Regions from separate parts of the Homo sapiens genome. Here region 1 is linked to region 2. A link is a loop called in an ENCODE intact Hi-C map of the cell type or tissue named here. Cell type or tissue: A673. All regions are shown on one strand.

Region 1 (4,000 bases), 440 kb before region 2:
AAATGGTGTGAACATCACTGTATTGGAGCCAGAAACCCTGGTTTCAAACCTCAGTGCTAATGAATTCTATGTGAACGACGCTGGACAAGTCGCTTGCATCTTTTTGACCCTAGTTTTCTCCTCTGTTAAGTGGAGATAATTCTTCCTTTCTTAAAAATTAGATTTTGTGTTTGTATGTGAAAGATCTTGGCATATTGTAGGCAGGCAATAGATGCGTAGCTTGATTTTTAAGGAGGCACAGGCCAAGTTTTTGTCAGGGAAGCAGTTACACAGATTCTCAGGAAGTATGTGATGCTGAAGGACTCACAGGAAAGGAGGGCCATGTCTATTTTCCTGAATTGACTTAAGGAGTCTTCCTGTTGAATGAAGCATCCTATTCTGTTCCTTGTCTTGCTAATGATCCTGCAGATGGTCCTGAAGAAGCGTGTATCATTTTTACCCACATTGCTCTGGCCAGAACTCAGTCTCATGGCCTCTGCCTAGCTCAAGGTGGGTGGGAGAGGCAGTCCACCCCTGGCTGGGCAGTGACTTCCCAGCAACATCTTCACATTATGGTGGGGTGGGAACATGCATCCTTGTTCAATAAACTGTCATTGATACAGTGCTAAATGCAGAAGGTCCTGGCACACAGAGGAGAAGTCTCATGGGATCATAGGAATTAAGGGGAAAGGAGAAAATGTTGGTTAATCTATCAAAAAAATTTTCTTGTTACAGTAAGAAAAGAGAACTCTCTGTCTCTAGCACCTGACCTCTTAGCCACTCTTGTAAATGAGTGCTTTTAAAGTCACCTGCCTGAGAGTAGTTAAAACACCACTTGTCAACCATTTGATTTCTTATTCCTTGTAAGCAGCATTTCAGTGCATTTAGGGACATAATCTACTGGATACAGTGGGACACACCAGTACAAAAAGGGATTTTGAATCTAATAGGATTTGAAAGGTAAGTATATTTTTATTTTCATGTATCGTGTGGGAAATTGATAGAAGGAGACATTTCAGGGTCTTGGCTCAAGCTTACATGGCAGATTAATAACTTGTCAGGGAACAGGACTCAGGAGTCCAGCAATCCCAGCCACGGCTTGTGGGACCCATATACTACATGGGTCAACTACACTTTGCAGCTCCTGCAGTTAAATGCAGTGTTTTTGTTACTCTGGCCGTGTGAGGAAATAAATATCTTCTGCTTTAATTCCCCTGCCCCGCAACCTCCTGCCCAAACTTCTTTTCAGGTTGGGTGCATTAACCATAAAACTACTTTTGTGGGAAAACAACTTGCCATTGAACTGTGCTGTGTGATTGGAAATTATGAGACATCTTCTCCATTTAATTCCCTAGGAAAATGAGCAGTTGCTAGACCTGGAACCTGTAGCAGCAGGCAAAGGCAAGGTCTGGATTAGGTACAGACCTCCTGTTTCGCCTTCCTGGGGTCCCAGTGTTCACAATGTTTTGTATTCCTGGACATGATACTTTTCTTCATGTCCTCCCTTTTCAGAATTGAGTTAAAATGGAATTTTCCTTAATGATGGTAGGTGAAAGCAGTTTTCGCAGAATCAACTTCAATTTTAAGAGCACCTTGAGGATTACCAGGAGTTTGTATGTTTTATTGTATTGAATTGTATTGGATTAATAGGCATTTCTGAAGCCAAGTTTCTAGAGTTCAGCCTGTCAATTTTTTTCCCCTCTTGCCTTCACTTCAATGATCATAATGGAGAGAATGATCTTTCAGTGAAACTTCTGAATGGCATGCCTTGTCAATGAATGGTGTCTGTGGAGATACAGTCTCCTTCAGCCATTGTAACCTGATACCATTTCAAGTTGAGGGGCTGGCTTCCTGTGAAGCATTTTCAAGGAATCAGGTGTTTGTTTTGGAGCTATTGTATTTTCTACTCAGGGGGTAAAAGGACAATAATGAGTTCAAGTGTATAAAATGTATCCTTAGGTTCAGCTGTCCTAGGGGTTAGTGCTTGAGGACAGAAAGTAACCCAATGTTTTCTTTGATAAGTGCCACTCCAGAGAGGACACTAGAATAGTACCAAATGCAGTTGCTTGCTTTATAGAAGAATCTTTCTTTCCTTCCTTCCTTCCTTCCTTCCTTCCTTCCTTCCTTCCTTCCTTCCTTTCTTCTTTTTTTTTTTTTTTTTCAGACCGAGTTTCACTCTTGTTGCCCAGGATGGAGTGCAATGGCATGATCTCGGCTCACTGCAACCTCCACCTCCTGGGTTCAAGTGATTTTCCTGCCTCAGCCTCCTGAGTAGCTGGAAATACAGGTGTGTGCCACCACGCCTGGCTAATTTTTCGTATTTTTAGTACAGATGGGATTTTACCATGTTGGCCAGGCTGGTCTCGAACTCCTGACCTCAGATGATTCATCTGCTTCAACCTCCCAAAGTGCTGGCATTACAGGCATGAGCCACTATGCCCAACTAAGATGATATGGTCTTGTTGGGCCTAATCTTGTGGTGAGAAGGGATTGTGGGACCTGCTTTGAAATCTTCAAGGTCATTTGTGTGTCTCGTAAGGCCAGGTATTCCAAACGTGGTTGTGCTTTGGAATCATTTAAGATTTATTTTATTTTTATTTGTTTGTGGGGGGGGAGTTTCTTTCTTGTTGCCCAGCCCGGAGTGCAATGGCGCAATCTCGGCTCACCGCAACCTCTGCCTCCCGGTTCAAACGATTCTCCTGCCTCAGCCTCCCGAGTAGCTGGGATTACAGGCATGCGCCACCACACCCGGCTAATTTTTGTATTTTTAGTAGAGAGGGGGTTTCTCCATGTTGGTCAGGCTTGTCTCAAACTCCCGACATCAGGTGATCTGCCTGCCTCGGCCTCCCAAAGTGCTGGGATTACAGGCATGAGTCACTGTGCCTGGCCAAGATTTTTTTTTTTTAACGTAAATTATTTAGGTCCCACCCCTGACATACTCTGAAATTGGGAGTGGGGGAGTCTGAGGAATTCATGTGTATATTTAAAATGTGCCTCAAGTCGATTCTGCTGTAGTCAGTTTCTCACATTTGGGAACTGTGCTGGTTGTCTCCTATTTGCTCCTGGATCATCTCCTCTCCTCTCTTTGCTCCAGGACGCTGACTACATTGAGGAACTCTCTTCCCCTCTGGCTTCTTGGATTTGATCAGTGGGAACCCTCAACAGGAGATCAGAGGGTGGAAAGATGAGGCAGTCATGGTACACATCTCGTGGCTCTCCCCACACTCCCCATGGTGTCTTCATGTCTGTGGGCTGGTTAAATGGGAGAGTTCCCTGATCCCCCTCCCAGGAGACCTGCTCCGTTGCCTCAAACCCCTTGCGGGAGGGGGAGCACTCAGATGGGCAGGTGCAGAGGCTGGGGTGGGTGCTTTGGGCTCTGGCCCCATGGTAGTGTCTTGGGGTGGGTGCCTGCAACCCCAATGTTACAATATTCTCTTAGCCCTGCCATCCGCAGATGGCTTTAAGTGTTAAACAGCTCAATGGACCCTCTGCCTTTTCTCAAGGGCAGAGGGCCAGTGTGACAGCTTTCTGTATCCTGAGCTCTTGCCCAGCGTCCCGGAAGCATCGGGTCACACACAGGCTTGAAGGATGAATGCGAGGTTTTAATGCACGGTGGAGGTGGCTCTCGGCAGGATGGATAGGGAGCTGGAAGGAGGGGAGATGGAGTAGGAAGATGATCTTCCCTTGGAGTGGGCTGTCCAGCAGCCAAACTCCTCTCTGACCACCCTGGCTGAATTCCTCTCGAGTTCTCTCTGCTGCACTGTTCTGCATTGTCTGCTTGTCTCGTCTCCTCCTCTGCTGGTCTGAGCTGGAGCCTGGGGTTCAGGGTTTATATGGGTATAGGATAGGGGGTGTGGCATACCAAAAGACCACTTTTTGGGTGCAAAAACAGGAATGCCTGTTCTCATTTAGGGCCACAGGTGTCCAGGCTTGTGGGTGGGGCCTTTGTTGGGGAACCGCCCTCTTCTAGCATTTCTCTGTCTCCCGTCCATATCGCTGGCAGTAGCCTTTTACCTGAAGC
Region 2 (4,000 bases):
TAGGGATTGGTCAGATGTCGCTTTCGTTTTATCTGGCTTTGAGACCTCTCCAATGTGAGCTAATTTAGGCTTCCTCATAGCGTGGTAACCTCAAGGTATGTGAACCGTGTAGCGGTTGACGCTTCCAAGAACAAGTATTCTAGCAGGCAAGGTTCATCTTTTATGCTTTAGGCATGGAAATTACATAGCGTCACTTTCCCTAAAATGAGAAAGGATATAGCATGTTTGGACAGTACGAACCAGTATCACCTAATTGACATTAATAGACCATCCTATCCAGCAATGGCAGAATACATATTTCAAGTGTAGATGGAACATTCACCAAGGCAGATCATATTCTGGGCCATGTACAAAAAAAACTGAGAAATTTAAAAGGATTAAAATTACAGAAAGCATGCTCTCTGACCACAGTGGAATTAAGCTAGAAATAGAAAACAAAAAATTATATAGAAAATCCCCAAATATTTGGAAATTTTTTATTTTTGATTTTTTAAAATTGTGTTTTTTAACCAATGAAAAATAATTGTATTATCTGTGGAGTACATAGTGTTGTTTCAATACATATAAAGTATAGTGATCAGATCATGGATATTAGCATATCAGTCATTCCAGACATCTATAATTTTTGTGTAGGGAACCTTCAATATTATCTTCCAGCTATTTGAAACTACATAATATATTATGGTTAATTACAGTTTTTCTATTGTGGTATAGAAATTAGATAATATACTCTTTTAAAGTCCATGGGACACAATGAAAAATAATTAGAAAAATTAGAACATACTTTGAACTGATTGAAAATTAAAACACAACATATCAAAATTTGTGAGATGCAGCTAAAGCAGTACCTACTGAAAAATGTATGGGATTAGATACTTAAAAAGTAGATGTTAAACCAATGTCCTAAGCTTCTGCCTCAAGAAACTTAAAAAAAGAGCAAGCAAAGTAAATCCAAAACAAGTAAGGGAACAATAAAGATAAGATTAGAAATCAATATAGTAGAAAAAAGGGAATTATAGATACAACCAAAGAAACAAAAAAACTGGTGATTTGAAAATAGCAATAATATTGATATAGGCCTCTGATCAGACTCATCAAGAACAAAAGAAATAATATACACACTACCAACATCAGGAATGAATTTGTAGGAACATTCCTACAAATCCTACAGACACTAAAATACAATAAGAAAATATTATAAACAATTTATGCTTATAAATTTCATTACCTAGGTGAAAAGTACAAATTTTTTCAATGATTCAAACTGTCAAAGGTCACTCAAGATGAAATAGATAACCTGAATAGCCCTGTATCTATTAGAGTAATTGCATTCATAGTTTAAGATCTCCTTTCAAATAAATTCCAGACTAGATGGCTTCTCTGGTGAATTTTACCAGACATTTAAGAAAGAAACAATGTGGCCGGGCCCAGTGGCTCACATCTGCAATTCCAGCATTTTGGGAGGCTGAGGCGGATGGATCGCCTGAGGTCAGGAGTTCGAGACCAGCCTGGCCAACATGATGAAACCCTATCTCTACTAAAAATACAAAAATTAGCCGGGCGTGGTGGCGGGCTCCTGTAATCCCAGCTACTCAGGAAGCTGAGGCAGGAGAATTGCTTGAACCCGGGAGGTGGAGGTTGCAGTGAGCTGAGACCATGCCACTGCACTCCAGCCTGGGCGACAGAATAAGACTCTGTCGAAAAAGAGAGAGAAAGAAAGGAAGGAAGGGAGGAAGGAAGGAAGGAAGGAAGGAGGAAGGAAAGAAGGAAGGAAGGAAGGAAGGAAGGAAGGAAGGAAGGAAGGAAGGAAGGAAGGAAGGAAATTCCACACAAAATCTTCTCAAAAAGTGAAAGAAGAGGAAATATTTCTCAACTCATTTCATGAGGTCTACATTACCCTGGCACGACACCAAACTTGATAAAGGCATTTAAATAAGAAAACTATAAACTAATGTCCCTCATATATATAGATGCAAAAATGCTTAACAACATTTTAACAAATTTAATTTAGTAATATAGCAAAAGAATAATACATTATGGTCAAGTAAGATTTTTCACAAGAATGCAATGTTTGTTTAATATTCAAAAACCAATTAATGCAATTCACCATGTTAGCAGATTAAATTTAAAAGCCCATCTGAATTAAAAGCATTTAACAAAATTCAATATTCATTTACAATAAAACCCCTCAGCAAGTCAGAAATAGTCAGGAAATTCCTCAATCTGAAAGGAAGCATCTATGAAAAGCTTACAGCCATCATCAAACTTAATGGAGAGAGGCTAAATGCTTTTTCTGAAAGGTCACTAACAAAGCAAATGTGCCCACTCTCACTACTTCTATTCAACATTAAATTGAAGATCTTAGCCAGTGCACAATGGCAAGAAAAAAAAAAGGCATCTAGACTGGAAAGAAATAAGTAAACCTGTCTTTTAATCACAAATGACAGTATCACTTACATAGAAAATCTCAAGGAATATCCCAAAAAAGTTACTAGGATTGAACTAATGAGTTTAGCAAATTTGCAGGAGACAAGATCAGTATGCAAAAATCAGTTGATTGGTTGTATTGTCATATAATAACAATAATCAATTGAAAATAAAGATTCAAATGCCATCAAAAGTGTGAACTTTGTAGGGGAAATAGTTTTAAAAGTACAGGAGAAAAACTGGCTGAGAGAAATTAAGATCTAAGTAAAAGAAGAAATACACCATTTTCATGGATCAGAAGACAATTTTGTTAGGATGACAATTCTCCCCACATTGATCTATAGACTCAACATAATCCTAGTCAAAATTCAAGTGAGCATTTTTATAGAAATTTGAAAGCTTATTCTAAATTTTTGTTGGGAAACCGTCCTCCATGTGTCTCTTGTACTGCTTGCTACACATCTTACTTAGAAGGCTAAGAAACCAAGCCCTGATCATTTCTTATCACGTTTGTTTCTTACAGTTGTGTTTGCAGAGAGCAACTTTGAGGTATGAGATAATGTTTCACTCTGGGACAAAGAACAGGCTTTCTTACAGCTTGATATAAAACAGATGAATTCCCCAAGTCCAGTGTACCTCTTCTGCAATGCAACCAATTGCATGTACAGGCATCCATCTGGGCCCATGTCACATCACCCTATGGGTCTTGGGGATGGGGAGCAAGGGAAACTGATGTGGATGATAATGCTCATAATGCTTACCATGCCATGGGTAATAGAGTTCTTTGCCATAGACCTAGGATTCTTGAGGGTTTTTGTTTTTTTTTTCCAGCTTCCATGAAACAGTAGTATAGGCTAACTTGTTAGCTTCCAAGTAGAGTAAAATCAAATCCCTGACACAACAGTTAATTCAAAGTTCCTAAAGTAGCTAAAAATATTTCTTTTAAGTTGAGGCACTTGAATATTCTGGTTATGAAGCTATAATAATTAAGACAATATGGCATTGGCATGCGAATAGAGTCCAGAAATAGCAATCAATGGAACAGAACAGAGAGTCCAGAAATAGACCCATACAAATAAAATTAACTGATTTTCAACAATGTTAACAGGATAATTCAATGGGGGAAAGGATATTTTTAGCAAATGGTGCTGAAAACATATGATATCCATGTGCAAAAGAAATCATCTGGAGCCATACTTTAAACCTTATAAATAACTCAAGATGGATCTCAGACCCAATGGTAAGAGCTAAAACAATAAAATTTCTAGAAGAAAACGGAAAATTTTTGTGACCTTGAGTTAGGCAAAGAATTTTTAGGTAGGACACAAAAAGCACAAATCACAGGTGAAAAATTGAAAACTTGGAATTTACCATTAAAAGCATCTTGTTCTTTAAAAGACACTGTTAAGAAAATAAGTATATAAGCCATGGGATGAGAGAAAATAATTGCAAAACACATATCAGGTAAGGGACTTGTATCCAAAATATGTAAAGAACACCTATAAATTAAGAATAGGAAGACAACCCAATATAAAGTGGGCAGAAGATTATACAGATACTTTACCAAATATGC

Evidence for each region. A loop is a pair of places that touch in the nucleus more often than their neighbours do. Peaks named below come from ENCODE experiments on the same cell type or tissue, not always from the same donor. Only the 100,000 strongest peaks of a DNase experiment are listed, where the experiment ranks them.
Region 1: a loop joins it to region 2, with 30 times the contacts of the local background. A loop is called at or near these places in 1 of 110 quality-filtered maps.

Annotation. Positions count from the first base shown.
Region 1 is chr13:45,676,622-45,680,621 of GRCh38, forward strand. No RefSeq gene overlaps it. Among named protein-coding and RNA genes, the nearest start is that of LINC01055, 23 kb to the right of the region's middle. RefSeq lists an enhancer at 3,369-3,871. In A673, no CTCF peak of the experiment used is centred here; a DNase peak (open chromatin) is centred at 1,830; H3K27ac peaks cover 2,426 bases.
Region 2 is chr13:46,115,078-46,119,077 of GRCh38, forward strand. No RefSeq gene overlaps it. Among named protein-coding and RNA genes, the nearest start is that of CPB2, 12 kb to the left of the region's middle. RefSeq lists a silencer at 2,817-3,111. In A673, no CTCF peak of the experiment used is centred here; DNase peaks (open chromatin) are centred at 1,408, 1,904, 2,254 and 2,979; H3K27ac peaks cover 4,000 bases.